Linked DNA regions of Homo sapiens: region 2 is linked to region 1. A link is a loop called in an ENCODE intact Hi-C map of the cell type or tissue named here. Cell type or tissue: PC-9. All regions are shown on one strand. Each heading gives the region's core, and the rest is flanking DNA. Links, peaks and the distances in the headings are about the cores only.

Region 1 (15,282 bases), core at 3,225-11,224:
AAGAAATGCGAGTGGAGAGCGGTTCTGCGCAGGAAAGAGGAATTTTGTTGGAAAGCCTGTCGACGTTGCTAGAAAAGACCACAGCATCTCACGAGGGGCGTGCGCCGGGAAACCGGGAGTTGACGGGTCAGTGCGGCCAGTTGCCGAGGTCCGAACCAAGCGGGCGCAGTGACCGTGGCCCACAACCCTGCAGCGCACGGCCCAGTCACCTGGTTAGCGGACGTCGGCTGCCCTGCAGGCCCCTCGGCCTCCCCCAGCGTGGGCCTGGCACCGGGAAGCGCGGGAAGGGCTCTTTATTTGTTAGACCAGTGAGTGGACTGGCCCGGGCTCTGGTCAGTGGGCAGTCAGTCCGAGCCCAGAGACCGGGGACCAGGACCCCGGGAAAGGAGAGCACCAGGACTAGGGGGAGGAGCGGAGGATCTGGGGTCAGAAGCATCCAGAGGCGCAGGGTAGGGCGGGCGGACCCGGGAGCGGAGAGGGCGGCAGAGGACCCGGGGGCCCGGGGGGTACCCGTCGCGCTCCGGCTGTCTCCTCTCGGCGCCTCGGCCGTCCGGAGCCTCTCAGGGACGGCCGCTCTTAGGCCCGCTGACTTCCAGGGCTGGGGCCAGGGAAAGGCGCCGCCATCGCCGGCGTGACGGCCGAAGGGGGGCGCAGAGTCCTCCCGGACCGCGCCGGAGACTGGCTGGGGGAGGGGGCTGGGGAGCCCTCCCCGCCCCGCCCCGCCCCGCCGGGTCCGGGGCCTCCCGCCCCCCGGGCCGAGGGGCGCGCCCATTGGCAGGCCGGGCTCCGCGCGCCGCACCCATTGGCCGGCCGCCGTGAGGAGCACGAGGCCACCGTGGCGGGCGCGCAGTCGGAGGGCGGCGGGCGGCGGGCGGCGGGCTGGCCGAGGGCAGCGCGGGCGGCGGGCGGCGCGCGGTGGGCATGGCGGGTGCGGGGCTGCGGGCGGCCGCTCGGCGCTGGCTGCTGTGCGGAGGCCACGGCGGGCCGCGAGCCGCCTCGTCCTCGCCCTCCTGCCCTGGGTGCGGCCCCCCGGGTCCCGGCGCCCACTGCCCCGGCGTCCCGCGCTCCGCGCCCGCCCAGGCACCCACCAGCGGCGCCGACCTCAGCGCGCACCTATGGGCTCGCTACCAGGACATGCGGAGACTGGTGCACGGTGGGTGAGCCGGGGCGGGACGTGCGCCGGGGTGTCTTCCGCGTGGACTGATGGACGGACCGAGCCCCAGGGTGCCGCTCCTCCGGGGAAACACCCAGTGGGGCTCGCCAGGGCCCCGGAGCGCAAGGGCCGGGCGGCTTTTCGCGAGAAGCTCCGGCCGTTCATCCCGGGGGCCTCTGGGGCGCCCCGACGCCCGGGGGCGGGCGGGAGGTTTGTTCCCCGGCTCGGTCTGCAGGAGCTCGGGGCTCCTCGAGCGGCTGCCGGAGTGCTGGGCCCCCGCCGACTTCCTTCGGGGTCCCGCCTGCCGTGAAGCCGCGGTGGAAACGCCCCCAACCCCTTGTTCTCGGCCAACCCTTAGTTGGGGCGGGAGAGTGCTGTGGACAAAGCCAGCGAGCGGCGCCGGGCGGAACGGGCTCCTAGGGACGGCCGGACCAAAGGGGACACCGGTTGGACTTCCCAGACACACCTCGATGTCGCCCTGGAGGTCCGGCCCCCTCTCAGCCCGGGCAGCGAAGGCTGGGAGAAGCCAAGTCACCCCCGCCCCCTGGAGCCCAGACTAGGGCTGCAAAGGGCACTTAACCTCCCTGTCCCTGCTCTCTCCCTCTGAGAAATGGCGTGAGGAGGCTGAGGCCCCTTCTTGGAGGGGGCCGGCTGGGGCGCACTAGTGAGGCCCCAGAGCTGAGAGTGCTGGACATCTGCCTGCTTGTCTCCGTGGGTCTAGTGGGGCCCTGCTTCTGCAGCAGACAGATATGGTTTGGGTCGTGACCCTATCACTGACCAGTTGGGTGGTCCCCCAGCAAGTCTCACCCTCTCTCAAGCATGAAACGCAGTCCTGGGGCCTCTCTGTCCCAGGGTTGGGTGATGACTGGAACCAGGCCAAGCAGGGCAGGAGAGCTTCCGGAGGAACCCCCAGGGGTGACGTGGCTTTTGTTGTCTGATAAAACAAAGTAGCCCTGTCTGGAAGATTCTAACTGGCTAGACAGGGGTTTTCACTCCGGCTTTGTGGGGTGGCGGAGAATCACTTCTTGACCAGTAAAGGCAGGATGGTAAAGGCCCCTGAGGAATGGTCATTTTGAAGCCTTGGGCATCTGTCCACCCTCGAGGTCCCAGGTTGAGTTTGTGTCTGTGGAGGGGCGGCCCAGCGTTATTTAAGAAGTCTTTGCTCTGGGCCCGGAGAAGACCCTCAGAGTATCCTGAGAAGCCTGCCTTGGAGGTTTCAGGGAGGACTACGGGGATCTACTGGACATTGTCCTCCTGGGCCTGCCTGCATCTTTGGAGCCTCACAGCCCTCTAAGCTCCTCTTGTCATACAAGGAGCAAAGTCATTCCCACCAAGATCCCATGGTGAGCACCAGCAGGAGCCAGCTTCACACCTCTGGGCGCCGAGGTCCGCTTTGGGCTAATGCCCACGGGCTGAGAGCAGTGCAACAGGTCCCTCAGTCCCCCAGCCCCCACCCACCTGGCCTCAGTGTGGTGACATTGGGAGGCTAGGCTGAGAGGCAGAGTGATTAATGCAGGTGGGGTGACTTGAATGGTGATCTCAACCCCGGTGCCTGTTACTGGGTGGTTTGGAGCAAGTGACTTCACCTCCCTGAGCCCCAGTTTCTTCCTCCGGACGATGGGGGAATAAGTGGGACTGCCTCACAGGATGGGAGTGAGGATTGAACAAGACAAGCCTCTAAGGCATCCACAAGTGTCACGGCTGCTAGGGAGCAGTTGGCCCTGGGACCTGGCACCATGGGCAGGTGTGGGAGCTAGGGCTGAGGAGAAAGGAGGGCAATTGCTGGACATGCTGAGTGGGACACACCCTCAGCTGCCCCACCCCCACCCCCCACCCACACCACCTATGGAAGGGAACAGGCTTCTGTCGCCCCAGAGCCAAGGTTCTTCTAGTCTAGAAATCAGGCCAGGCCACCAGGCCCTGTGGCTGTTTCCACATCCTGCTTTGTTCCTGGGAGGACTGTCTGCCCCTGGGCCCCTGGGAACATCCTTAGGGGCAGAGGTGAAGGCCTGGACCTAACCAGGACTCTGTGCCAGCAAGGGGCTGCACTGCCGAGCAGACCCTCCCAGGTCTTCTGCACCAAGAGTCACAGTCACAGTTGGTATCCGGGAACTCAGGGCCATGGGAAGGGCAAGGCCCAGGGTCCTAGTGACACACCAGAACCCTGGGCCTTGAGGGGTGGCTCAGAAGCAGCTCCCTAGAGCGTTGCAGTCAACTGTCTCACTTGCATCCAAGTGAAGACTCCTGTCTACACCCACAGATCTTCGGAGCAGCCGCTCTGTGCTGGCCTGGGGAACCAGCCACACCTGATCCCCCACCCACACCCTGAACTTGGCTCCAAAGGAAAGGGGTGGGAATGGAGCCCTGTGTCCCCAGAGTGCCTCTGAGGCAAGTGCTCTGGGCACGGAGCACATCAGCGAGATGTCTGCCTCTTGAGTGCAGCAGCTGCCAGGCACACTGTGGGGCTTCCCTGGCCCTCTGGCCTGGCAGCTCCTGCTTTGTCATCGGCACTGGGGTTGTGGCTGAGACAGGGATCCCCTGGAGTCTTAGAGCTGGGGCCCCTGCAAGGCAGGGGTACTAGATGTACCCTGTACATCTAGTCCTGCCTGCTCCCTTCTCCCTGCAGCCCCTGCTTCTGGAGGGACACTGGGAAATTGGGGACAGGATGCTCATAGGCTCAGGAAACATATCACCCATTTAATCCTGCATATGTGCAGGTGCAGAGTGAGATTGCTGCACAGAGCAGCACCTTCCATATGACAGTCTTAGTAATTCTGTAGGTTGGTACAATTTTTTTTTTCTTTTTAAAAATGTTTTCACAGAGACAGGGTATCGCTATATGGCTTAGACCAGTCTTGAACTACTGGGTTTCAAGCAATCCTCTCGCCTCAGCCTCCTGAGTAGCAGGGACTGTAGGTGTGTGCCACCATGCCCCACTTGGTACAATTTTTTGTACCCTTTTAGAAACTAGGAAACAGGCCCAAGAGGTGAGGTGACATTCCTGAAGTCATAGCCATGAGAGGGAGGGCCTGGTCTTGTCTGGCTGACCTCATTGCATGTGGCCTTCCTAGCACATCTCCTTCCCTTTCCTTTCCCTTCCACTTTCTCCATTGTACACATAGGGAAACCAGGGCAGGTAACATGGGGCCTCTCAGCCCCATCTGCCTCCTTGGGACCCCAGAGCCCATGCCACACAGTGCTCTGCTCAGCACCCTGCTGTGGGCCTCAAAGCCAACTGCAGCCTCCTGGGAGCAGCCAGGGACTTGGGGTGGCCACGACCACATCCCCAGAAGGAGCAACCTGGATAATGGCCCAGAACCTGACATCACGTCCTGACTGTCGTAATTAGCAATGTTCCCTGGCTAGAGCCAGCAAATGTCATTATATGGGCTTGCGGGCAGCTGAAATCTGATTAGAGGGGCCTCACTCTCCCTGGGCTGTGGGAAGTGCACAGAGCTGGCAGCCCGATCGGCAGAGGGGCTCCCCCTCCCACTAATGTTCCTGAGCCCCAGTCCCAGCTCTGGGCAAGGTAGAAAAGTCAGCATCCATGGCCTCAACCCCCTAGTCTGGCCATACAGAGCCAGCCCCTCTGGGTTGGAGTCCTCAGTGCCCACATGGTATCCTCACACATAATCCCAGGGAGGCTGAGAGATGAGGCCAGGGGGCAGGGCAGGGCAGCTGAGAGGAGCAGAGGAGGCGCTGAATTGTGGGGGGCCAGACAGTGGTGTTCCTGCACGGGTTTTGAGCAAGTGGGAGGCTTTGCTTTGTAGAGCATCCCAAAAGCAGCTGTTCTGGGGCTAGGCGGTGAGGAGTTGAGTGACTGCTGCCAGGGTTCTAGCATGGCCTTGTGTCTGATGGGGCTTAGTGGTGAGGGCCTGGAGTAGTCACGGGCTCAGTATACCTGGTGGGCTATAGGAGATAGTGTAATGTAGGCAGGTGTAACCATGAGGAGGAGCTCCAGCCAGGGGCTCTGCCTTACCCTAACTGCGTGACCCTGGGCAAGTGACTTCTCTCTGGGCCTGTTTGACCATCTCCAGCACTGGAATAAGAGGTGCCATTGTGGGGCGTTTCTGAGGCTCACAGGGCTAGGTCCCCACAGAGTGCTCAGGAGCCATAGCTGCTGCAGGGATCATCATCCCCATCACTGCCTCCCTGCATCTCCTTCCTCTAGACCTCCTGCCCCCCGAGGTCTGCAGTCTCCTGAACCCAGCAGCCATCTACGCCAACAACGAGATCAGCCTGCGTGACGTTGAGGTCTACGGCTTTGACTACGACTACACCCTGGCCCAGTATGCAGACGCACTGCACCCCGAGATCTTCAGTACCGCCCGTGACATCCTGATCGAGCACTACAAGGTGAGACGGGGGTCCTTGCCACCAACAAACCCAGGGCTTGGAGGCTGGCCAGACCCACCTTGGCCTAAGCTCAGGGCTGAGTCGTGGGGCTCCCCTGGCCCTCTTGCCTGGCAGCTGCCCTGGGCAGGTGGCTGGATTGACCCCCTGGGGTGGCCACCCAGCCAGCAGGTCTGGCAGGGCTATTGGCTTAGGCCTGGCCCCTTTCCCCCGGCAGTACCCAGAAGGGATTCGGAAGTATGACTACAACCCCAGCTTTGCCATCCGTGGCCTCCACTATGACATTCAGAAGGTGAGTGGCTGGACCTGTATAGGGGCTCCCTCCTTGGCCTCCTCTTGGTATGGTCATTACCCCTCCGTCCCATCCAGCTGGGGTTCTGGCATGGGCTGAAAGAGGCTGGCTTGGGGCCACGGTGAAACTGCCTCCTCACCATCCGTCCTGCCTCCCTGGCGCCCCCAGAGCCTTCTGATGAAGATTGACGCCTTCCACTACGTGCAGCTGGGGACAGCCTACAGGTCAGTCGGCTCTGCCCCAACCCCACCCCCGCCCCACCCTACACTGCTGTTCTGGCTCAGGACTACCTTGGACTGATGGTATCTTGGGCCTGCTCAGGGGCCTCCAGCCTGTGCCAGACGAGGAGGTGATTGAGCTGTATGGGGGTACCCAGCACATCCCACTATACCAGATGAGTGGCTTCTATGGCAAGGTACTCCATACCCCAGCAGCCAGCCTGCCCCATGGACATGTGCCCATGTCCCAAGGCAGATTTGGGGCCCTCGTCTCCAGCACTGAAGGGGTTGGGGTCCCAAAGGGTGTCTGAGACAATGGCCCCCTCCCCAGGGTCCCTCCATTAAGCAGTTCATGGACATCTTCTCGCTACCGGAGATGGCTCTGCTGTCCTGTGTGGTGGACTACTTTCTGGGCCACAGCCTGGAGTTTGACCAAGCACATCTCTACAAGGACGTGACGGTGAGGATGCTGGGCCTGCCCTCGGATGGCAGGAAAGACTAAGTCCAGCCACAGTGGGACAGCCCCACCTGGGCCCTGCTGTACCCTCATTGTCCTCCACTGCCCCCAGGACGCCATCCGAGACGTGCATGTGAAGGGCCTCATGTACCAGTGGATCGAGCAGGACATGGGTAAGTGTGGACAGAAGCCCTGCCGTGGCCGGCCTGAGCAGGTGGCAGGACTGACCCTCACAGACTCATCTGCCCCATTAGAGAAGTACATCCTGAGAGGGGATGAGACGTTTGCTGTCCTGAGCCGCCTGGTGGCCCATGGGAAACAGCTGTTCCTCATCACCAACAGTCCTTTCAGCTTCGTGTGAGTCCAGCCCCTGTGGATGGAGGGACAGCAGGGCCAGGGCTCTGGGTGGGGAGGGCAGGCACGGAGCCGCCCTCAGACTACTTGCCACCTGAAACTCCTCCACACAGAGACAAGGGGATGCGGCACATGGTGGGTCCCGATTGGCGCCAGCTCTTCGATGTGGTCATTGTCCAGGCAGACAAGCCCAGCTTCTTCACTGACCGGCGCAAGTATGGGCATGGTGGGGGTTGCAGGGCCAGGGAAGGGGAATAGAGGCCCCACCCCAATGAGGGGACTGAAGCAGGAGGCCAACCTGGCCCTTGCCCACTGCCCAATGTGCTTGGGGTGAGAACACCCCCTTGCTGGCATGGGTCCACTTGAGCAGGTGGGCCTTTACGGAGGAGGGATGGGGGTTGCCCGGCCCGTGGCCCAGCCACAGACTGGAAGTCATGCCCTTTACCTGCACCCCAGGCCTTTCAGAAAACTCGATGAGAAGGGCTCACTTCAGTGGGACCGGATCACCCGCTTGGAAAAGGGCAAGATCTATCGGCAGGTAAGGGCCATCTGGGGAGAGCAGCATGTGGTGGGGGCATGGGGCCTAGCTAGGGCCCCAGGCTGTGCAGAGGCAGCCTCTGAAGAAGCAGCACAGCTCCTTGGCCCTGAGCAGCCTCACACAGGCAATGGCTGGCAGGGAGCAGGTCTGGGTGGCCTCGAGAGCTTGACCTCTGGGTCAAGCAGCCTGGCTTTGAATTCCTAACTCCACTACTCAGCAGAGGGAGCCTGGCCTGGTTGCCTGACCTCTGTGCCTTGCTTCCCTTGTCTGCAAAAGAGGTGTAATACTCTCTACTGAAGCTGTGGTATAAAGCTCTCAGAATGGCCAGTGCGCCAGGCACCGTGGCTCATGCCTATAATCCCAGCAGTTTGGGAGGCTGAGGCTGCAGGATAGTTTGTTGAGCTCAGGAGTTTGAGACCAGCCTGGCCAACATGGCGAAACCCCATCTCTACTAAAAATAGAAAAAATTAGCGGGGCATGGTAGCATGCACCTGTGGTCCCAGCTACTCCAGAGGCTGAGGTGGGAGGATCACTTGAGCCCAGGAGTTCGAGGCTGTGGTGAGCTGTGATCACACCACTGCACTTTAGCCTGGGCAACAATGCAAGACCCTGTCTTCAAAAAACAAGAATGGTCAGAGATCGTGAAATGCCTGATGAATGGTGTCATTTCTTGGGGTTGAGCACTCTGCTGCAGCCAGAACAAGTCTGGTTGGGGGCAGCTCACTGGGTGATCTAGAGAAACTCCTCCTTCCTACCTGGCTAGGAAAATGAGAGGGACTGGTGTTGAGGTGGGATTAGGTGTCTATGAGCAGGCAGTGATTAAGGTTTAGCCCTGGCTGGAATGCGGAAATCCTGGCTGAGCTGGGCTTCTTCAGGCTAGGGGTTCTAAAGGCCTTGGGGCTGGAGGAGGGGGAAGCCAGCAGCTGGCCAGGGGAGCAATGTGGAGGTGGCCAATGCCCAGCCTGGCCTGCAGGAAACACCCCCACCCTCTCAGCCCTGCCCACTTCTCTGCCTCCCACCCTTCCGCACCCAAACTCTCCACAGCCCTCGGGCCCAGGTGCGTCCCTTCAGCTCTGAGGGCGCTGCTCTCCCCTGCCTTGGCATCCAGCCTCAGCTAAAGAGGGTCATACACCTTTGTGAGAAACACATGACTTTCTTCCCTGGCAGCTTTCAGGCAGTTCTTTATGCCCAGTATTCTGAAGCTGCTTTCCACTGTGTGTTGGATCCTGCCTGTCAGTCACTAGGAGTCTGTCAGTCTCCTGCCCTTTGAGACTCTTTCTCTTGGTCTGGGGCCTGCCTGGGCCTCTGCCCCTCCACTTGAACTTAGTTCAGCAATTGGCTTCTCCCACACCACCTGTTTCCCCCAGCGCTTCCACTTCTGAGGCTTGGAATGCACAGACTGCTTCAAGAACTGTGCTTGCTGGGTGTCAATTATTCTCGCTTTTGGGGTGTGGACTCCTACCCTGGTGGCTGCTGCCTGAGCACTAGTCTGGTGATTCCTGCTCTGGGCCGCTCAGTTTCTGCCACCCTGTGAGCTTCCCCAGTTACATGTGGGCCTGGCTGAGTGTCTCCATCTTTCTCTGGCTCCAAGATGCTGGTGGCCCCGGTGAGGTCTGCCATTGGTCTGCCAGGTCCCTCTGCACTGAGGCAGGGGAGGCCAGCAAGGACTTCAGGGCTGCAGAGCCTTCCCTGCAGTTTCTACCTTACAAACAGGGATCTAATCCCTAACCTGGGGTACGTGTGAGACCACAGGGAGAAGGCCCTCGAGGCATGGGCACCATGCCAGGCCTGTAGGGCACCTTCCTGCAGCAGGCAGAATCCCCTTCCCAAGTAGGAGGGGAAAGTGACAAGAACCAGGGCCCAGGGAGGGAGCAGCAAGGCCATGGGAAAGGGCAGCCAGCATCCGGCTGGATTTGGGCTGCCTCTGGGGATTCGGGAGGGAGGACTGGTGGAGGACAAGGCACACTTGGCTCAGCAGCATTCCCCTCCTCTCCCTAGGGAAACCTGTTTGACTTCTTACGCTTGACGGAATGGCGTGGCCCCCGCGTGCTCTACTTCGGGGACCACCTCTATAGTGATCTGGCGGTGAGGGAGGCAGGGCTGGGCTGCAGTGGGGGAGGGCCAGGAAACCCCCCCCCCCCCGCCCCCAGCAACTGGCGCTGAGCCCAGTTCTGCCGCCCCACCCACCAGGATCTCATGCTGCGGCACGGCTGGCGCACAGGCGCCATCATCCCCGAGCTGGAGCGTGAGATCCGCATCATCAACACGGAGCAGTACATGCACTCGCTGACGTGGCAGCAGGCGCTCACGGGGCTGCTGGAGCGCATGCAGGTGTGGGCCGGGGTGGCTGTGGGAGGGCCAGGGCGGTAGCCTCCTGGGTGCACACACCCAATGCACACTTTGTGTCCCCAGACCTATCAGGACGCGGAGTCGAGGCAGGTGCTGGCTGCCTGGATGAAAGAGCGGCAGGAGCTGAGGTGAGCAGGTGGGGCCAGGGCAGGAGTCCCAGCCAAGCCACCACCCCAGGCCCACCCCTTGAGCGCATCGTGTCTCCCTCGCCAGGTGCATCACCAAGGCCCTGTTCAATGCGCAGTTCGGCAGCATCTTCCGCACCTTCCACAACCCCACCTACTTCTCAAGGCGCCTCGTGCGCTTCTCTGACCTCTACATGGCCTCCCTCAGCTGCCTGCTCAACTACCGCGTGGACTTCACCTTCTACCCACGCCGTACGCCGCTGCAGCACGAGGCACCCCTCTGGATGGACCAGCTCTGCACCGGCTGCATGAAGACCCCCTTCCTTGGTGACATGGCCCACATCCGCTGAGGGCACCTTTATTGTCTGGGACAGGCCCTCAGCCCCTCCTGCCCCATCCACCCAGACAAGCAATAAAAGTGGTCTCCTCCCTGTGCATGCTTCTGCTTTCAGCCCCAGCCTCGTCACTTGACTGTGAGGATCCTCTGGGTGTCAGGGAAGTCCTCCTCCAGCAGTGAGTCCTAGAAGAGCAGGGTTGGTGGTGGAGGGTGTGACCAGGGCCTGGGCCCATCCCACATCTGCCACACTTCTTCACTTCCATGCTTACATCGAAGGGTTCACAAAAGGTGTCGCTGCCAAAGACAGGGTTGGGGACAGAGACCAGGGTGGGGTTGGTCCCTTCTTGCCACGGTGAGAAGTCGTCATCAGCATCATCTTCCGCCTGGGAGCAGCAGAGGGGTGAGTGGCGAGGCGCCTCAAGCGAGATCCAAGGACCCGCCATGGCAGCCCCAACCCAGCCCTACCTGGAAGGCAGAGAAGCCAAAGCCCATGGGCTTGCCTCGGGCACGGAGGTAGAGAGCTCCGGCCACCAAGCCAAGCAGTGCTCCAGCGGCAAGCACAGCCCCCACGCCTGCCGCCACAGGTGGGGCTTCAGGCGCCAGCACTGCCTGCTACAAACAAACAGGGAGAGTGTTGACCTGGCGGGAGCTGTCCCACCACCTTCCCCGGGCTCACAGGTTGTGGGGGTGCCAGGAAGGGCTCTGCCTCCCCCTTCCTCAACTCACGGGCTGTGGGGGTGCCAGGAGGGGGCTGGCCAGAGCATGGATGATGCCATTGAAGGCCATGATGTCCCACACAATGATACGGCTAACCACAACTGTCCCTGGGGCCTGCAGGGAGACCAGAGTCAGGCCCACTGTGAGCGAGGGCCAGGGCCAACAGGGTGGGACAGTGGCCAGACTCACCACAGGGGCCCAGGAACTGTTGTCAGGGCCTGCGTCACTGATGATGAGGCTGAGGCCTGAGTGGGCCGGAAGCAACTTCCCCTGGCTGGCGTTGGCACTTAGGAGGGTGGCGTTGGAGGCATGCAGCTCCAAGTCTGGGCCACTCAGCGTCTGTGAGCAGAGCAAGGCCTGTTGGCCTGGGCCAGATGGAGATGGCCAATGCAGGCTCTGCTCTGCCCACACCCTTGGGGGTTACCATGTTGTCCACAAAGCCTTCATTGACAGGGACGAAGAGTGTCTTATACGTGAGCTCATCATCCAGGAAGTCCAGGAAGTCGAGACCCCGCTGGGTGGCATTGGCATAGCCCAATAGCATCTGGCACGGTGGAAAGACAGAACTATGAGCAGGCTCCCTCCTCGGGGATCCCAGCACCCCCCGCCCCCAAGGGTGGCCCCCACACACCCCATAGAAGGTGGAGAAGTTGGCAGTGGCAGCCAGCACATCCAGCAGCTTCCCATTGCACGTGCTGATCCCGTCACCCACGAAGCCATTTCGGCATCGGCAGGCCACATCTGCAGGAAAAGCAGGTCAGTGGCTCAGCAGATTGGTGGGAAGGGGCAGAGCAGGGGAAGTAGGGTTTGGTCGGGTGGACACACCTTGCACACGGAAGCAGTAGGCATCCCAGCGTTCTGAGAGGTTCTTGCGGGCACCCAGGCTGACTATGCCCACCCGACCATTGCCACAGTCCGCCACAGGGAAAACCACAGGGTGGGCAGTGGAGCCATTGGCCAGCCAGCCCATGAGGCACAGGTGGAAGCCCAGCTGTAGGAACAGGAGGGGATACTAAGACCCAAGACCCAGTCAAGGCCTCCCCCAACACTTGGCCCCAACTTCTGGGCCCCACACACCTGCTGGGCAGCAGAGAGCTGAGGGAATGAAGCAAGGACGGCTCCCTGTGCTTCGCATGCCGCCTCAGCCTCCGAAAAGTTCAGACCATAAGGGCCGCTGGTGGCCTGGAGGTGGAAAACGCCAGCCCGTTTCTCTGCAGAATGGAGGGGTGCATGGTCAGCTGGCCGGCTCTGAGGAATGAAATGGGTACTGGGAGTGGGCAGGGGGACACACCCTGGAAGTGCAGGTCAGTGCACATGGCATCTGAGTGGCAGGGCGGTGGCTGGCCCAAGCAGCGGTCCACAGGTGGTTCCGACTCCTCCAGACACTGCAGTCCATCGCCTACGTAGCCTGCGTGGCACTCACAGCGCCGTGTGTTCTGGGGTTGGAGAGAGCAGTGGGCGCCCTTCACCCTTCAGAGGTCGGAAGTTCTGCCAGGCCTCCCCACCCTGGCTACTCGGTTCCCCCACCTGCTCACCAGGCCGGTGCTCAAGCAGTTGGCGTGCTCGCTGCAGCCCCCGCGGTGGCCATCTGTGCAGGGGTTGCGGGCCCGGCAGCTCCAGCCATCACCCTCGTAGTCGGGCAGGCAGGTACAAGTGACCATTGTTCCTACCTGGCTACAGTTGGCGTGCTCACTGCAGCCACCATGCCCGTCCTGGCACAGGTCTGCCACTGAGGGCAGGGAGGGAGTGGTTGGACCTAGTGACTGCAGGGGAGTGGGGGCCTCCCACCTCCATGTCCCCGCCCATCTGCTTACCTGTACACACACGGCCATCCCCTTCATAGCCCAGGCTGCACTCACAGCTGTTGCCTGCACGGCACACAGCCTCGGGTGCACAGGGTGGGGTACACACAGGCTGCAGCTCTGTCCCCCAGGGCCCAGCCCCCAGAACCAGGTTAGTAGTTGCCTTCCTGGCCTCTGCCCGTTCCACCCACCCTTGGTGCCTTTACTGATGTGTGCACATGTACACAAGTGTGTAGGGTGGGCACGAGCACGGGGCTACTCACCCAGTTGCACCTCACAGCGTGGCCCAGTCCAGCCTTCATCACAGAAGCAGGAGCCAGAGCCCCCAAGGCCCTCATCACAGCGGCCATGCACAGTGCAGCGGCAGGCTGGGGAGAGGGACAGGCAGGAAGATAAAGATTGGCCCACAAGGGCCAAAGGAATCGGGCCGTGGGGCAGGCAGGGATGGCCCACCTTGACAATGGGGCCCAAAGGCACCAGGAGCACAGAGTTCACAGGCTGTCCCAGCAAAACCTGAACGGCACAGACACTGCCCACTGCCACTCATGCCGTCCATGCACACGCCACGGTCACTACAAGGGCTGCTGGGGCCGCCAGGGCAAGCTGGGGATGGGGTAGGAGAAGTGAGGTGGGGCCAGGGGCTCTCACCAGGACCCCCATATACGTACCTCCAGCCTAGCCCTGCCATCTGTCCCTGACCTATGTCCGCCCACTGCTAAGATCCCTCCAGGCCCATGTCCTGGAGAACATCCAGACCCCCCAGCACTCCTCCCCAGGTTCTGCACCGTCCACACTACCGCCATGCCTCTCCCGAGCACTCCCGCTAGTAAAATCTACTCACCACCCAGAGCTCCCCAGCCCTGGACGCCCCAACACTCTCTCAAGGACAATGGCCAGAGCTGTGCCTTGGCTCTCTTGGGGAACAGAGGAGCTAGTCAACAGTGTCTGCAATGCTCACCTTGGCACTCACTGCCATAGTGACCAGGGCAGCAGCTGGGCTTCCAGGTGGTGGTGACACAATTGCGGTGGCAGCCCCTGCCCAGGCCTTGGGGCCTACCCCAAAGGCTGGGGTGGACCCAGACGCTGCGTAATCCCAAAGAGTGCAGCGGAGGGGACGTCCAGAACTTCGGGTAGAAGCGCCAGCAGGCCTCAGGGCTGCCCTGGGCCAAAGGAGTCAGGCCGCAGTTGGGTGGTTCTGAGTTTGGTGGTCCTTGGGCTCTGCCTGCCCCCACCCCACCACCCCCACTCAGCCCCTAGCCCTGTACCTGCTCCTGTGACCCCTCAGGACAGGGTGGCTCCAGCCCACAGATGCTGCAGGTGTTCTGGAAGGGAGGGAGGCCAATACAGCAAAGTCAGGTGGATGGACACCACAGGCGGGGTGGGCTTCTGCCCGTCTGCCTCTGGCCTCCCTCACCAGTCGCAGGGGCCGGGTCTCAAAGTGGTCACAGCGAGCACCAAGGCCAGGTGGCTCCAGCAGCTGGTCGATGCCATAGGCCAGGCCACCCTCAAAGGGCAAGTGCCGCTGCACAATGCGAGCATCATCCTCACCCACCATGAGCTCACCCTGCAAGGAGAGAATATGAGGTATGCAAGGGTCGCAGGTGCACTCCAGCTGCTACTGCCAGGGCCCCTGCCTCCTACTCCCTTCATCCAAGCCCTCTCCCCAGACTCACGGCCCGCGTTCGGCTGCAGGAGAAAGAGATGGGGGTCCCATGCATGGTTCGAAGTGGGCCCAGGTTGGGCAGGTCAGATGCCAAGGCCTGAGCAAGTGGAGTCATGGTTGGAGGTGGAAAGGCAGGCTGAGCTGCAGGCAGTGAAGACCAAGGTTGGGGGCTGCACCCACCTCGACATTGCGAATCATGTGGCCCCGCAGAATGGCTGCTAGCTTGTCACGGTGGTCCTCATGGTACAGCCAGGCCTGGCGATCCGGAGGCAGAGCTCGAAAGGCGGCGTCTGTGGGCCACAGCATTGTGAAGGGCCTATGGGATGCCTCTCGAAGCAGGGGCAGGAGGCCGGCCACCTGGTGGGGTGCAGCAAAGATGTGGCAGTCGCTGCCCAGTCAGAGACTAGTTAGCAAAGGCAGGGGGCTGTGCCACAGAGCAGGAAGGGGCTCCACACTCACCCACACTCATCTGTGACCATCCCAGGCAGGCATGTGTGTGCACACATCTCAACTGTGCACACTGCTGTCAGGAATGTGGGCACACATAAGCACACCCATGTGCTCAACCTGGGGTGCACATGCACACAGATGTGGCTTGTGCACACATGAGTTCACACAGGCTCACACGGGACAGTGTGCACACAGGTGGGTATGCACACACAGGTACGCATACACACTTGCACACACTTACACGTGCATGTGTGTCCACAATGACAGGCCCACACGGGAGCAGTACCTTCAGGAGGCCGCTGAAGATCTTGTAACCGAAGCCCTGGGCGGCGGCGGTGACATTTCTCTGAGGAAAGGCTCTCATAAACAGCTAGGCCAGGCGGGAAGGGAGGATCCCAGGCCCCCACCTGCCTGTCTTCCAGCTCCCAGGCCCGTGCTTGTCATACCCTCGGGATGGGAGCATCATCAGGCTCC
Region 2 (15,282 bases), core at 2,329-10,328, 73 kb after region 1:
CCCTTGAGCCCAGGAGTTTGAGGTTGCAGTGACCCATGATCAGGCCACTGTCCTCCAGCCTGAGCAATGGAGTGAGACCCTGTCTCAAAAAAAAAAAAAAAAAAATAGTACAGCCATACAGTTGGATACTGCTTAAGAAAGTTGCATTTTTTTTGAGACAGTGTCTGCTGGGAAGACTGGTGTGCTGCTGGGATAATGATGGTGGAGCTGCAGATTTCTTTTTTGTTTTATTTTCCCAAAGAGCTGGGATCACAGGCATGAGCCACTGTGCTCAGCCTGGCTGTACCCTTTGATTTTTTTTTTTTTTTTTTTTTTTTTTGAGATGAAGTCTTACTCTCACTCTGTTGCCCAGGCTGGAGTGCAGTGACATGATCTCGACTTACTGCAACCTCTGCTTCTTGGGTTCAAGCGATTCTCCTGCCTCAGCCTCCCAAATAGCTGGGATTACAGGCATCTGCCACCATACCCAGCTAATTTTTGTATTCTTAGTAGAGACAGGGTTTCACCATGTTAGCCAGGATGGTCTTGAACTCCTGACCTCAAGTGATCTGCCCACCTCAGCCTCTCAAAGTGCTGGGATTACAGGCATGAGCCACTGCACCTGGCCTGATTTTTTTTTTTTAACCTCTTCTACTAGACTTTAGGGTTGTCCTTACTATTTTGTTACAATCCTGGAATGACTACCTTTGTTCATATATCCTTTTTGCGGCTGCCTGATTTTTCCTTAGAAGAAATTCTCATAAATAGAACTGCTATTTAATATTGTGGTTTTGGCCAGGTGCGGTGGCACACGCCTGTAATCCCAGCACTTTGGGAGGCTGAGGCAGGCAGATCACTTGAGGTCAGGAGTTCCAGACCAGTCTGGCCAACATGGTGAAACCCCATCTCTACTAAAAATACAAAAATTAGCTGGGTGTGGTGGTGCAAGTCTGTAGTCCCAGCTACTCGGGAGGCTGAGGCAGGAGAATTGCTTGAACCCAAGAGGCGGAGGTTGTAGTGAGCCGAGATCGCACCACTGCACTCCAGCCTAGGTGACAGAGCAAGACTCCGTCTCAAAAGCACAAATATTGTGGTTTCACACTGCCTAAGTGCCCTTCTTAAAGTCTGACAACGCATTCTGTCACCGGCAACCTATGAAAGTTGTTCCTCTTTCAAGGACGGAGTACAGAGCTGTTCTATGACACACTCTCCCATCACAGGAAGGTGTCCACCCTCAACCTTAGCACCCTGGCAGCGCGGACCCTGATGACACGCCCCAAGATGGTGATATTCCACCATCACAGACTAATCCCTTAATTAGTTTTGGGCTATGCACCAACAACTCAACAATAGTCTATCCCAGGTGTCAGCTATTTCTAATCCAGCCTCATCCATCTGGATGGAAACCTAGCTTAAACACCCACAGGCCATTTTTGCTAAACAAAATGCCTTGTGGTGGAGGAAAGCATCTCTGTGGCCACATTTAGTCTAATTTACGGCAAATCTGTCAACTAACATGCTTCTGGCCACAATGCATTCCTAACCAGGGTGACGTTCCTCCATCTTCTAACCTAGGGTCAAACCCCAGCCCACCTCAAAGCTGAGGTCTCCCCTGGTTTGCTGCCTCAAGTTTGGCAGTTGTGGGTTTGCAGGCACAGGTGAAAACCCGATGAGGAACTTACATAGAAGTGAAAATGCAAGAAGTGGGCCAGTACTCTGGGGGTCACGCCAGGGAAGGCAGCCAGGAGCTTCTGGAGGTAGACCTCCAGATCCTTCTCCCTCTTCTCCACCAAGCTTCTTGAGTTTTTCCCAATTATCTTTTTGGGCGGAAGCAGATTTTTATCAATCTTTCTCTCTGCAACGAGCTGTAAAAAAACATAAGCACATCAACCACAGACTAAGAGGCTCTGTGCCTATGTAAGACCAAGGCAAGAAGCTTGAGGGCAGGCGCTTGTCAGCACTTGCACAGCCCCTCCCTGCAGTAGTACCAAAATCAGTGACCAAACTAGTGCACCTGGGATTTGGCCTCTTTAAATCCAATTAGCATTAGAAATACCAATACAATTCTAGACAAGGAATTCCATCTGGAGACTTTAGAGACATTCAGAAAAGTAACACCTTTTGCCCCTAAAATTGCCATCTTTTCCAAGCCAGAGTAAAAACCAATCAGGGCAGCGGTGTGTCTTTAAAACAGTTATGCTGCAAATGACCCAGAGAAAGACAGCATCTCCAAAAGCAAAAAAAAGAGATGGAATCACAGCCAGATATTAAAGTAAGGCTTTGGAATAGCTATCGCTAGATCAAACAAGTTCAAACCTGTCCCCTTCCCAGGAAACTGTCTGAGCATCTCATACCCAAGCTAGGACTGGAAATATTAAAACTGAAATTCAAATATGCTCCTTGCAGAGTGGCTCATGCTAGAGCTGAAGGCTAGCATTTACATGCTATATTAATGAACGCAGTTATATTAACAAAGTGGTTTATTAAAGAACTATAGAGATGGAACCTGTTTTGCCCTAAAACTAATATGTGGCACAATGGAAAGTTGGCCTACGGGTCCCCCAGCCCTGAGATACGTGCTCCCAGCTCTTAACAGTTACCTTTTCATGCAGGTCATGGAAGTCGCTGTAGCGGTGCTTTACTGTCCACTCATGGCTGCCATCAGTGACCTGGATGATGTAAACCTAAAAGGGGAAACCAACAGCCCTTGTGGCAAGGGAGCCCAGCAACAAGGAGTCTCCTCCCCCAGCAGCAAAAGCTGCAATTATCTTTCCCAATTATCTTTTATCAGTCTTTCTCTCTGCAACTCAGACCCACCCCAAGGCCAAAGTCAGGCTGCCCTTGCCCACCAGCCTCTGCACCTGACCCTTGCTGACCAGCAGGGCCCCTCTCAGCTTCCTCCATGGCCCAAGCACTAGGGCTGGGAGGCACATGAGACAAGCATGTGGCTCCATCCATCAGTAAGGAATGAAAAAGGTGATTACCACAAGTCACCTCTTTAGTTTTTTACCTCCTGCCTCTAGGTAACTCAAAACCCAACCGGAGCTGCAGGCAAGGCCATTTCTTCCAAGGGAGGCAGAGCAGGGCCAGTTCTAGCCTGAGCATCTTCTCTGTTGTACTTCTTTCCAGGTGCCCTGACTACCTCCTGGAAGCAAGTCATTTTCCAACCCTTTCAACTGGTTCATGGCTGTGATTTCTGCTGCTGAGCCAGGAATCAAGGCACAAGCAGCTGATGTGGGGAGGGAGTGGTAGCAACTAAGCTCTATCAGGAGGCAATATGGCCTAGAGGTTAAGGAAGGCCTGGGTTAAAAACCTGGTTCTGCCATTTCCTGGCTGCAGCTTATGTGTCACTTATATAAGTAACTTGGAGCCTAAGTTCTCTCTGAGCCTTAGTTCCTCCATCTTAGAATCAAGGACCAAGTAAGGCAATGCATGTAAAATGCTTTGTACATGGGCCTGACCCATGGCAAGTGTTCAAAAGGTAGGTGTGTTAATAATGTCCAACTCGGCACACCCGGAGACAGAGGATGGTAGGGTCCAAACTAGATCACCACCTCCCCCGACATACATGCAGAGGAGGGGCGCAGTCCAGAATAGGGTGAGCTTTTTGAAGATGGCCCTCTGGCTGAATGTGCCCATAGCTGATGGCCAGTCAGCCATCAGCTTAGAGACCTCACCCGCCTCCTGCACCTAGTTTCCCCCTCCTCTCTGCAGCATGGAGCTGAAGCCTCCTCCAGCCCTGAGGAGCAGCCATTTCTCCAGGCTGGCCTGTTGCTTCAAGATCCACCCCTCTCCTCTTCCCATCCTGCCTGATTCCTTCCCCTTGCCTTCAGGAAAGGAGAAAAGAGCCAGAAGAATGGCCCTCAGAGCGGAAGGTTAGGATGAGGGCCAGGGAGGGGAGGTGCAGGCAGGCCCAAGGCCCCCACCCACTCCCTACCCTGCGGGAACAAAGGGGAGGAGGCAGGGAGGTGCTCTATGCCTAGTCCAGGGCCGGTTTTTGCCAGGCAGCCCACCAGGCTCACAGGCCTGGCATCCAACCCCGTCAAAGTCGGGAACTACCCGCTATTTGTCCTCTGTCTCCCCCATAGCTTAGAAGTGTGTGTGGGCAGCTTGTTGCCCCATCTCGCTCCCACAGCCCAAAGTCACGAAGATTCCTAAGGCTTATAGGGCCTGCGCTTTAGCACTGAGACCACCCCCATTTCTCCATAGATGGGCTCCACCCCTCCTCCGGTCTTGTCTCCGCCCGACCCCCAAGGCATCTGCTCCCCAGGTCTCTCCTGCACTTCTCAGAGAAAATCTCAACCACCACCTCAGGCTCCCCAGATCAGGGTCCTGACGCCTTCTCTTTCTTCAAGGCCTGCGAAGCCTGACCCTTTTCCCTGATTCCATCCATCAGAGACCCTCTCCCCATCGCCTTCCTCCTGGACCCCTGTAACGGTCTTCCAGGCCGGGGCCCCTCCAGTCCTAGAGGATCTAGAGGGGTTCCGCCTCATCTAGACACCCCCCTCCCCAAGCCCCCTTTATCCCCAGATGCCGCCCCCAACCCGAGCCTCCCTTTCTGATCGCGTACCCTTTTCCAAACCGCCTCCCCGGGCCCCGAGCAACCCTTCTCCCGGACCTGCGGGGCCCAGATCCCTTTCCTAGATCCCCCGTCCCAGCCCCCTCCTCGCAATCGCAGACCCTTCTACCCGCTCCTCGGGGCTGCAGATCCCGGACCCCTCCCCAAGCCCCCGAGTCGGACTCCCGGTTCCAGCCACCACCCCCGCTTCGGGTGCCCGCGCCCCCAACACACCGTATAAGTGTCCACAAGCTCCGAGCCCACGACGCGCGCTTCCTTGGCCGGCTCGGCTTCCCGCTCGGGCCCGAAGGTGCGCGCGGTCGCCATGTTCGGGTCTCCGCCGCCACCGCCGCCCGGCGCAGACTAGCAGCAGCAGGGGGCGGGGTCAACGTCCCACCGCCCCCCGGCCCCCGCCGCCCGTCGCCCCCGCCGCGCGCTGCGCCGCCATCTTGGCCCCGCCTTCTTCCTGCGCCCTCGCCCCGCCCCCGCGCGTGACTGACAGGGGCCACTCAGGGCGCGCGTGCGAGGTGCTCGCTTGCGTAATCTACCTGCGTGGCGCCGCCGGCGGTACCCTGCACAGCCTGCTAGAAACTGAGACCCCGGGTGGTGACAGCTCTGGGCATCGCCCCTGGGTCCTCGGGAAGAGGGGACAGAAGGTCCCGAGTCTCCCAGGCCACACGAAGCAAGTCACTGCTCTTCCTGGCCTCAGTTTACTCCTCCTGATAAAGGAGGCCATAATAGTGCCTCACCTGGCTGTTGGGCTCTTTCTCTTTAGGGCAAGGCAGGTTGGAGGGGAAAATAGGACCTGTGCTTACCGCCGGAGCAGGGCGAGAGTGATTCTGGGCCAGTTCTGAACCTCTCTGAGATTCGGAGATCTCTTGTCAGTGGGGCTTCTGGACAACTGAGTGGGTTGATTGATGCGCGGCCCAGCACGCAGTAGTGCTCGAGGCAGGGAGCGTGTTTATCAAGAGGGATAAACTTGATACGAACTCTGTACGAAGGAAGGTGTAGGTGGATGGAGGGGTGTGTGCTGCCACTGAGCACAAGAACCCCACGGGGTGGCCTGCCAAAGTTCAAAACGAGGGAGACAGGTTGATCTGGACCCAGGAACTACAGTGCTGAATCCTAAACCGGGGAAAGATGAGACCTAGAAGAGGGAGGTGGTAACCTAATTGGAGGGTGAGGAGGGAAAGAGCCTGCCACAGATGGGGCATCTATAGGGGTGCTGTTGAATAACTGAGAGCAGCTGACTTAAGCCCGAAGTGGGTACTTCTCCCTGGGCAGATGGGAGGTCTGGGACAGGCTCCTCTGGCAGAAGGGCTCCTGGCCACCCTGTCCTAAGGTGGGTCAGTCACTTCCTCCTTCACCAGTTCCACAGCATCTTACTATGAGCTTGGCATTCGAGGCTTCTCTTGGCAGGGCCCTGCACTCCTAGCCTCTCCTTGCACATTGCACCCCCATTCCAGAGAGGTTTAGTTAAAGGCGGGGGTTACCAAGTCAGTCAGATCTTGGGCAAGTCACCACTCCTCCAGAGCCTCAGTTTCCTTATCTGGAAAGTGGAGGTCATGGCAACCCGCCAACCTGGTTGGATGGGAGCCTGAGCTGTTGTGTTGCACCTTGCCTGGGGCCCACGACTTTGTAGCTCCTGTCCTGCACTGGGCTTATGTTTTCATTCATTCCAGAAACCTTTTCAGAGAGTCCCTTTGGGGAGTGTGGGGGACAGGAGGGAAAGAAACCTGGTCCTTGTAGCCGTTCGTCTGCTCCCTGCCCTGGGCAGAGGACGTGGGGACTCAGGCCAGCCTGAGATCACTGGGACCAGAGGAGGGGCTGGAGGATACTACACGCAGGGGTGGGCTGGGCTGGGCTGGGCTGGGCCAGGAATGCAGCGGGGCAGGGCTATTTAAGTCAAGGGCCGGCTGGCAACCCCAGCAAGCTGTCCTGTGAGCCGCCAGCATGGATGACATCTACAAGGCTGCGGTGAGGGACAGGGCTGGGTAGGGCTGGGGTGGGCAGGCCCACTGGGGGCTCACTCAGCTGAGAGTGCGGGGTTAGTAGCCCCAGGGAAGTGGTGGGGACCAAGGAGAAGGCCTACGTGCCTTCAACCCAGGCCCTCACAGGGACAGTGATTCTGGTGTTTGAGGATGCAGAAGGGGTAGGGGGTTCCGGGTCTGAAGGGTGGTGGAGGAGGTTGCAGCTTTCAGCATCGTGTCTCACTCTCTGTTTCCAAGTGTCTGTGGTCTGTGGCACTGTCGCTCAGCCACATGTCTCTGCATTTGTCTCTGGACGTTTTTGCCTTTCTCTTTTCATCTCTTCCTCCTGAGCTGTCTGAGTCCCCATTACTGTCTCCCTGTCCCCAACCCCCATTTCTGCCCCTCACATTCTGCTTCTCACATGCTCAAAATCTGCCACCCCACTCCAGCCCCTTGGCGGGCCGAAGATGCTTTGGAGGGTGGAGGGTGTGAGAGGAGGGGTCTGTAGAGCCTGAGTCCTGGGCTGGAGATGGGGCTTTGAAGTTTGAGGCAGGGAAGTTCTGGACATGAGGGAGAACCAAGGAAGAAGGAACAGAGAACTGGGGCCCCAGCTCCCATCATGCCTGGCAGGCTCAGGGCTCAGTGGCTTAGCTAGGGGTGAGAGCGAGGGAATGAGGGCTGGAGAGTGGTCACCCCAAGCCCCTGCAACCTCCTGGGTCACTGAGGGTCTTCAGATGCTATTCTATCCTGGGTGGTGGTGACCTCCCCCAACCCCAGAGCAAGGACATCCTGGCATGGCCAGCTGTCCCCAGGGGAACCCCTCCCTCAGCCTCCCTCACTCCTGGGCAGGGAAGTGCTATAGCCAGCTCTGGGGGCACGCCTGCTTATCCTGTGGGAGTCCATGGAGCCGGGGTTGGGACAGCCCTCCACCCAGTGCCCATACAAGGCCTGGCGGAGTTGGGGACTAATTTTGGCTTCTGAGGCGGCACTAGCAGGCCAGGGGGCCAGATAACGCTGCCCCACCCCCTGCATGCCAAAGTCCCCAGAACAATCACCAGGTTTAACTTTGTTCCTCGTTAAAAATAGCCCAGTGGCCACCCTGGTCAGGTTACCGTGGGTGGCTTGCCTGCCTCCACACTGGTTTTATTATCCCAACTTGAGGGACAGCTGTCCTTCGGGCCACCCAGCTTGAGTTTCATCAGGGGCCGAAAGGGCATTGAGTGGTCACTGACTATTGTTACTGAGGGTCACCTTGGTCCTGAAGGGGGTGCCCACCTGTCACCCTGGCCCTGAGCCCAGTCGCAGTGAGGCCAGCTGGGTCACGTCAGGGCTTTGGGGGCAGGGAGGGAGGACTGAGACCTCCACTCTGTGGCCTGGAAATAGCCTGCCTCCTCCAGCTCCAGCCTTCTCACCTGTGGAATGGGTTGGTTTCCTCAGCAGCAGCTATACCTGAGTCTGAGCCTTGAGATTCCCTTTCCTTTCTAGGTAGAGCAGCTGACAGAAGAGCAGAAAAATGGTGAGAATCCCTATCACACATGTGGGAGACCAGCGGGTCCAGGCTGGCATGGGGACCCCTTATCAGAAGAGGACCCCAGGCCAGAGACCAGAGGCTTGGTCCCTCTTGCTCTGCCCTCAGAGAGGTCTCCGAGGGAGGTGGGCAGGTTGGCAGGTGGCCCCAGGGTTCTGGCCCTCCGTGGTCCTGGCTGCTGAGCCCTGACTACTGTGCCCCCCAACCCCTGAACACAGAGTTCAAGGCAGCCTTCGACATCTTCGTGCTGGGCGCTGAGGATGGCTGCATCAGCACCAAGGAGCTGGGCAAGGTGATGAGGATGCTGGGCCAGAACCCCACCCCTGAGGAGCTGCAGGAGATGATCGATGAGGTGGACGAGGACGGTGAGCCCCCTCCTCCCCAGGCTCCAGAAGAACCCCAGCTGGCTGGGGGCTGGAATGCTGGCTCTGTTTAGCTGGGAGCAATTTAGCCTATCCGAGCCTTGGTTGCCTCATCTATAAAATGGGCATAAGGGCTACACAAGCCTGGCGTTTGGTGTGAGGATGCGGTGAGAACATGGGGGTTCGTGTCGAAGGTGCTGCCTGCAGTACCTACCCTGGCCTCTGTAACGGCCATGCTGCCCACCCCCAGGCAGCGGCACGGTGGACTTTGATGAGTTCCTGGTCATGATGGTTCGGTGCATGAAGGACGACAGCAAAGGGAAATCTGAGGAGGAGCTGTCTGACCTCTTCCGCATGTTTGACAAGTGAGCACGTGACCCTTGACCTCTGACCCTGACCCACACTCAAGCCGAGCTGTACAGGAGGGCAGTCTCAGATTCCAGGCCTAGGGACCCTGTGGCCTCTGCCTGATAGGGGAGAGGGATGCCCCATCTCCCAGTGTCCCTGCTCTGCCTCCTGGGGCATGGGTGGGGCTGCCTCATGCCCTCCCCACAGCCCTACCCTGAGCCCCCTCCCCACAGAAATGCTGATGGCTACATCGACCTGGATGAGCTGAAGATAATGCTGCAGGCTACAGGCGAGACCATCACGGAGGACGACATCGAGGAGCTCATGAAGGACGGAGACAAGAACAACGACGGCCGCATCGACTATGATGGTAAGCGGGTGGGTGGGCTGATCTCCTGCCTCCATGCCCTGCCCAGCCCCTACCCTCAACCCACACCTGCCCCTCTTTCCACAGAGTTCCTGGAGTTCATGAAGGGTGTGGAGTAGATGCTGACCTTCACCCAGAGCTGCCTATGCCCAGCCTCCAACTCCAGCTGAGTCCTGGGGTTGGGGAGGGGGTCGGGGTCCCAGGACCTGAGCCTGGCCATGTCCTCAACCCCAAATCCCCCGACTCCCTCCCCAGATCTGTCCTGGGGGATGCAAATAAAGCCTGCTCTCCCAAGGTCTGCTATCTGGCTCTGGTGTCCCTGGGCCGTGGACTCATCCCCAGGACCCACTCTTACCCAATGGCCGCTTCCTTCCCTGTCCTAGGCAGGCTGGCTGCAGAGCCTGGCGCCTGACCACCGCTCCACACTGCCTTCTGCAGGGGGGTGAGATGAGATCGGAGACTGCCGTGTGGCCTGCCCTGCTTGCTGCCCTCTATCACTCCTCAGGCCCAGGCACCATCTCTAGGGATTCAGCATCTGGAGTCTGTGGGGGCCTAGAACCCCCACAAGTTCCTGGGGGCCATCACTTTGGTCAACCACTGTGGCAGCCTAGGGGTCCTCTACTTGGAGAGAGTGGTTCACTGTGGTACACAGCCAGGCCCTTGGATGCTCCCTGGCACAGCAACCCCTGTTACCTCTCAGCCGTGGCTGGAATGGAGCTGAGCCTGTGGGGTCCCTGCAGGCTCACAGTGCTAGTCCACCCGCCCACTTGCTTGTATTTCCTGCCAGCAACATTGACTCCCAGGGACAGAGGGGCATGGAGTCGGCTCTATCTCCCCTCACCTGTTTGGCCCAGAGAGGTGCAGGGACCTGTCAAGGTCATCCAGTGAGTGTGGGGGAGAGCAGAGCCAACTGGCTTCCAGCCAAGGGCCCTGTCGGATGGGCCACATCCAAATGGACATGATTTCCAGTTCCCGTGAACCTCAGAGGCTCATCTCTTGTGGCCCAGTCTCTCTCCCTGGCAGGGATGGAGGCCCAAGGCCTGGCAGCTCTCAGCTTAGTGGGAGCACCCAGTCCAGAGCTGCCGCCAGACAGTGATGCTGTCTTGGAGGCGTGGGCGTTGGGGGCTGCAAGGAAGTGGAAGTGTCAGCAGAGGTGTTCGCAGGAGGGACAGCTGCCAGCAGCACCCAGGCTGTAGCCAGAATGCCGTCAGCTGACCTTGCCCCGCCCAGCCACTCCACTCTCTCTGCACCTGTGCCCCAGCCTTGGCATTCCCCAGACAGGCCTGGCATTCCAGAGATGGTCTTGGAATTCTAAAAATGCCTCTGATGGAGGCCAGCGCTAGCAAGAGCTTTCTGGTCCCTGGAGAGACCTGAGGGGAGCAGAGAGGAGTCCCTTCAGGCCTGCCCTTGTGAGCTGGAGAATTGGGGACCTCTACAGACACCCAGAGTGACCCAGGAAGGGTGACATCCGAGGATAAAAGGAAGCGCCACATCGGGCAGCACCAGCAGCCGGTGCACCACCCAGTGGTTCACTCACACACCCACCACGCGCACAGCACAGGGCTGGATCCTGGGGCATGTCACAGTGAGGCCCAGTCCCTAATCTGGTGGATTTTTTTTTTCTTTTTTTTTGAGACGGAGTCTCACTCTGTCACCCAGGCTGGAGTGCAGTGGTGCGATCTCAGCTCACTGCAAGCTCTGCCTCCCAGATTCACGCCATTCTCCTGCCTCAGCCTCCTGAGTAGCTGGGACTACAGGCGCCCGCCACCACACCCAGCTAATTTTTTGTATTTTTACTAGAGATGGGGTTTCACCGTGTTAGCCAGGATGGTCTCAATCTCCTGACCTCGTGATCCACCTGCCTCGGCCTTCCAAAGTGCTAGGATTACAGGCGTGAGCCACCGCGCCCGGCCTTTTTCTTTTTTTGAGACAGAGTCTCGCTGTGTCACCAGACTGGAGCGCAGTGGCACAATCTCGGCTCACTGTAACCCCTGCCTCCCAGGTTCAAGCGATCCTCGTGCCTCAGCCACCCAAGTAGCTGGGATTACAGGCACCTGCCACCACACCCGGCTAATATTTGTATTTTTAGTAGAGACAAGGTTTCACCATGTTTCCCAGGCTAGACTTGACCTCCTGAGCTCAAGTGATTCGCCCACCTTGGCCTCCCGAAGTGCTGGGATTACAGGTGTGAGCCACCGTGCCCGGCCTAATCTGGTGGAATTTTAAGGAGATGAGTACAGTGGGAAAGCCAGCGTGGGCTGGAGTGGGGACTGGAGGCATGGTGGGCCCATGAGTTACAGTGGTCTGGGAAAGCTCCCTAGAGGAGCTGACTCTGCATGAGATCTGGGGGAACCACAGGGAACCAGCCATGGGAGGCCATGGAGAAAGACTGGGAAGGTCTCAGGAGCAGAAAGGCAGTGTTGGGCTGGAAACCAAGCCCCAGCAGTCTTGGGAGACATGGGCAGTGCCAGGCCCCATGAGGACCCAGTCAATGTAAGGGGTGATGGCTGCAGAGGGCAAAAGGGGTGGGAGAGACGGAGCTAGGAGCTGGCCTGAAGTGGCGGCAGGCTTTGGGCAAGAAAGCCCGGTGGCTTCCAGTACAGTGGGGTGCTGGGGAGAGTGGGCAGGGGTACATGGATTCAAGGCACATTTTGGAACTAGAATGGACAGAGTTTGCTGAAGGCTTGAATGTGAAGGGTGAGAAATAAGAAAATCCAAAATGACCCTTAGCTTTTTGGCCAAACTGCCATTTCCTGAGATATGGAAGCTGGGAGGAGACACAGGTTCAGCCGTGGGGTATTGGGAAGTGGAGCTTACTTCCCAACACTAGGTTTTAGTGGGGTTTTTTGCTTTTTTTCTTTTCATTTTGAAATTCCAGGCTTGCAAAAATAGTACAAAGAACTCCCATTTACAGGTACCCTAGCTTCCCTAAATGTTAACATTTTAACCACAGAAGGATCAAACACAGGAAATGAATATTGACATAAACACTGCTAATTAATCTGCACAGCTTATTGAAGTTCTGTCAGTTGTCCTAAAGTCCTTGTCCTGGAGCAGGAACCAATCCAAGATGGCACTAACGTGACCTCGTCCTCCTGTCTCCTTACTCCCCACCAGCCTGTGACGGTCCTCAGTGTTTCCTCATCACCTCTGAAGAGCTGAGGCCAGTTATTCTGTAGAATCTCACTCACTTTGGGTTTGTCTGGTGGCCCCAGGGTTTGGGAACTTGCAGGCCCCCAGGCCTCAGCCGCCTGAGCAGGAGGGTTTCCGTGGAGCAGAGGGGTGGGAGCCTGACAGGAGTGAGCTGAAGTACAGGGGAGATGGTGGGTGTGGGCAACACCCAGGGAACAGAGAAAGGGACCCAAGCTGAGAAGCGATATGGGGTCCAGGGAAGCTCAGACAAGGGCCACGTGTGCTCGGGTTGAAGGGAGTGAGGATTGTCAGGAAGGGGCAGTGGGGGAAGGAGGGCTCTGCCACGTCCTGGCTCTCTTTTCATCAGCTGTGGTGGGGAGGGGGACAGGTCCTGGGACAGGAGGAGGAGATGAATGGCCCTGCTTGCAGATGGAAGCCCCAGAAGATACTGTAGGAGGGTTGGGGTGGGGCGGGAGGAGCTGTGAGGGATGGCTGATGGGAAGTGGGGGGGCTCACCCTCTGCAAGCAGCTGGAGGTCCGTGGGGGTGGAGGGGGCATGGCATTGTCCTAATATCCCTGTTCCATCCATGAAATTGGTGGGGAGGGGACTGGGGGCATCCATTCCTTCCAGGCATGCCCACCCCAGAATTCTGGCTGGGAGAGGCTGGGCTGTGACCCTCCACATATCCACCTGGTGGCACCTGCTGCATGAACACGCACTTCACATAGGTATCAGCCCAGCTCACCATCTCCCACCAGTACATGGCATTTTGTATCCTTCATGCATCACCTAGTTTTGCCTGTTTTGCTGCATCCTTTCCATTTCTGGGCTTTTGCTTGGATAGTGCTTCCTCCATGAAGCCTCCCTTGATTTCCTCCATCAAGAGCAATCACTGGAGCATCTTCCACTGCTCCTGCTTCTTTATATTGTGTTTGCCTGGTTACTGCTAGCGTCCTCAAGAGGCTGCTGTTTCTGCTGGGTGGCCCTGCTACCCCAACACAGGGCCTGACACAGCGAGTTTGGGGGCCTCCTGCAGTTCCTTCTTTGTCCACTAGATGACACACGATGCCCGTGTCTGGGCCCATTGATCCTCGAATTCGGAGCACCCTTGTGGTCTTTCCCACCTGCAGCTGGCAAGCAGGGGGGCCTTTAGAGACGATCCCTACCCTCTGCCCCCAGGCCTGGAAAACTGAAGCCCAGAGAAGGAGAGGACCTGACTGAGGCCACACACATTAACAGTAGAGTTCGGACTCCCAGCCTGCCACAGGCTCTTTCCGCAGTGTGGAGTAGGCTGCCCCCACACCCTTCCCCAGTCGACCCAGGCTTCCCTGCAGCCCCTGCTGGGTGTCTGGCTGAGCTGAGACCCCAGGATGGGCTGGCAGGCTGAGGAGTGTTGGGCCTCCTGCCCGCCGCTGGTGGTCACATGCTGGCTGAAGGGCTGCCTAGCTCAGTCTCCAGTTAGAAGTTGGCCCCAGCTTGGGCAGTGTGCTGGCCACACCTCCCCAGGGAAACAGAGACAGAAGCAGTCCACTCCAAGGTCCCAGGATATGGTCACCCTGACAGCAGCCCCTGCGCAAGCCCACTCATCAGGTTATGAAGGCTGCTTACACCCAGGGTGGCTGGTCCCTGGCCCTGGGAGGAAGAGGCAGACCCAGAGATGGAAGGGCCTTGGCCAAGGCTCTCCAGCAGGGCCAGAGGCAGGGCTGGGCTGAGCTCCATCACTGGCCTCTGTGGGCAGCCCCTTGCCCACCTCCAGGCCAGCCCCCTGCTGAAGAAGGCATGTGTGAGTGAAGGGAGCTGGGGACAGGGAGGCAGAGTTGTAGGTCTCTGAGACCTGTCATGCTGACCCAAGAAGCCAACCTGTTTCCATTTCAGGATTGAGGTAGGGGAGGAGGGTGGGGTCCCCATACTCCCAACAACGCCCAGAAGCAAAGGAGGGTCCCAGGAAGGGGCAGAGCTGAGCTGGACCCATTCTCAGCCTGCTCTGTGGCCTGGGCCAGGTCCTTCCCTCTCTGAGTGCCCCGCAAGTTCCCTGACCACCATCAGAGGGCCCAGGCCGGTCCATGTGGGAGGCCCAACCTGCAGGAGCTGTTAGAATCCTGGGAACTCAAACTCCAGCTCAAAATTAAAATCTCTTTAGTGCCCAGGGCCTCAGGTTCTGAGTGTAGGGTTCTGGGGTGGGGTGAGGTGGCGACTGTTCTGGGGCAGGGAGCATGGGGAGGTCCCGTCACTCACCCCAGATTCAGGCCCTCAGTCCCATTTCCCCTTTGGCCCTCTTCTGTGGCTTTCTGTGCCCCCCGCCACCCAGTCAGTATTCAGGGTGGGGGAAGTGACCTCTAAGAGATCATAGGTGTCTGTAGGGCCTATGGGGCATGGGGTCCCTGGGAAGAACCATCACTGACCTGGGGAAGCTCTGGACCCTGAGTCTCTGGAAGGACTGGAGGCCTGAGGGAGGCAGGGCAAGGGGAGGTTCCCTCGGCATGGAGTCCCCTGATGCCCCTGTCCCCTACCCCAAAGCAAGCCTGGTGAGCTGAGATGGGGCATGTAGATGTGGGGAGAGGCTGGGGTGCCTGGAAGCCAGATGGGGACAGGCCTGGGTGGAAGAGGCTGGGCAGTCATCTCTTGCTGGCTCTATGAAGTGTTGCCGGACCTCAAACACCTGTCTAGGACATGGCGCCCCTTGGGCTGGGAATGGCCCTCCACCCTTACCCAGGGGAGCTGGAGAGTCTGGCCAAAGCTTCAGGGGGCTGGAATATCCTGGAATTGGGGCAGGGCCAGTTTGGAAGGTCTCTGCTGTGGGCAGTGGAGGGGCAGAGAACAAGGCAGAGCCCAGCTAGGCCCCTACCCAGCCCATCAACTTTAACCTCTGATCCCTGACCTCCCTTCCAGGCTCTCTCCCCACTTGTCACTTTGCTGGAGCCTGGGGACCTGCATTTGTGGACATCTCTGTACACATGGCCTGTGCCCTAGCTGGGAAGGTCTTCCCAATGGGGAGCTGGCCAGTGTGGCACAAAAGCCTGCACTGGGCCAACAAGGT

The links. Hi-C counts contacts between places; a loop is a spot of excess contacts. Peaks named below come from ENCODE experiments on the same cell type or tissue, not always from the same donor. Only the 100,000 strongest peaks of a DNase experiment are listed, where the experiment ranks them.
Region 2: a loop joins it to region 1, with 5 times the contacts of the local background. A loop is called at or near these places in 29 of 110 quality-filtered maps.

The regions. Positions count from the first base shown.
Region 1 is chr3:52,519,377-52,534,658 of GRCh38, reverse strand. It overlaps STAB1 (stabilin 1), which reads right to left. Exons shown (of 69, transcript NM_015136.3): 49 at 15,255-15,282; 50 at 15,095-15,154; 51 at 14,539-14,715; 52 at 14,369-14,455; 53 at 14,110-14,259; 54 at 13,961-14,017; 55 at 13,654-13,855; 56 at 13,149-13,298; 57 at 12,959-13,063; 58 at 12,708-12,815; 59 at 12,429-12,622; 60 at 12,185-12,329; 61 at 11,971-12,104; 62 at 11,719-11,884; 7 more. The coding sequence ends at 10,303. NT5DC2 (5'-nucleotidase domain containing 2) reads left to right here and starts at 802. Exons shown (of 14, transcript NM_001134231.2): 1 at 802-1,153; 2 at 5,325-5,509; 3 at 5,724-5,798; 4 at 5,967-6,022; 5 at 6,120-6,213; 6 at 6,348-6,476; 7 at 6,586-6,646; 8 at 6,728-6,830; 9 at 6,941-7,042; 10 at 7,284-7,365; 11 at 9,364-9,450; 12 at 9,556-9,696; 13 at 9,778-9,842; 14 at 9,928-10,272. The coding sequence starts at 922. The coding sequence ends at 10,189. RefSeq lists silencers at 403-902, 963-1,312, 1,343-1,432, 15,168-15,282 and enhancers at 1,563-1,692, 14,388-14,994, 14,995-15,282. In PC-9, for the core only: no CTCF peak of the experiment used is centred there; a DNase peak (open chromatin) is centred at 8,178; H3K27ac peaks cover 791 bases.
Region 2 is chr3:52,445,224-52,460,505 of GRCh38, reverse strand. It overlaps TNNC1 (troponin C1, slow skeletal and cardiac type), which reads left to right and starts at 6,465. Exons shown (of 6, transcript NM_003280.3): 1 at 6,465-6,514; 2 at 7,993-8,023; 3 at 8,254-8,400; 4 at 8,648-8,762; 5 at 8,979-9,115; 6 at 9,200-9,406. The coding sequence starts at 6,491. The coding sequence ends at 9,231. NISCH (nischarin) reads right to left here and starts at 4,902. Exons shown (of 21, transcript NM_007184.4): 1 at 4,772-4,902; 2 at 2,580-2,663; 3 at 1,662-1,844. The coding sequence starts at 4,864. RefSeq lists enhancers at 3,248-3,923, 7,603-8,423, 14,553-15,282 and silencers at 4,748-4,977, 10,199-10,493. In PC-9, for the core only: no CTCF peak of the experiment used is centred there; no DNase peak of the experiment used is centred there; H3K4me3 peaks cover 1,904 bases.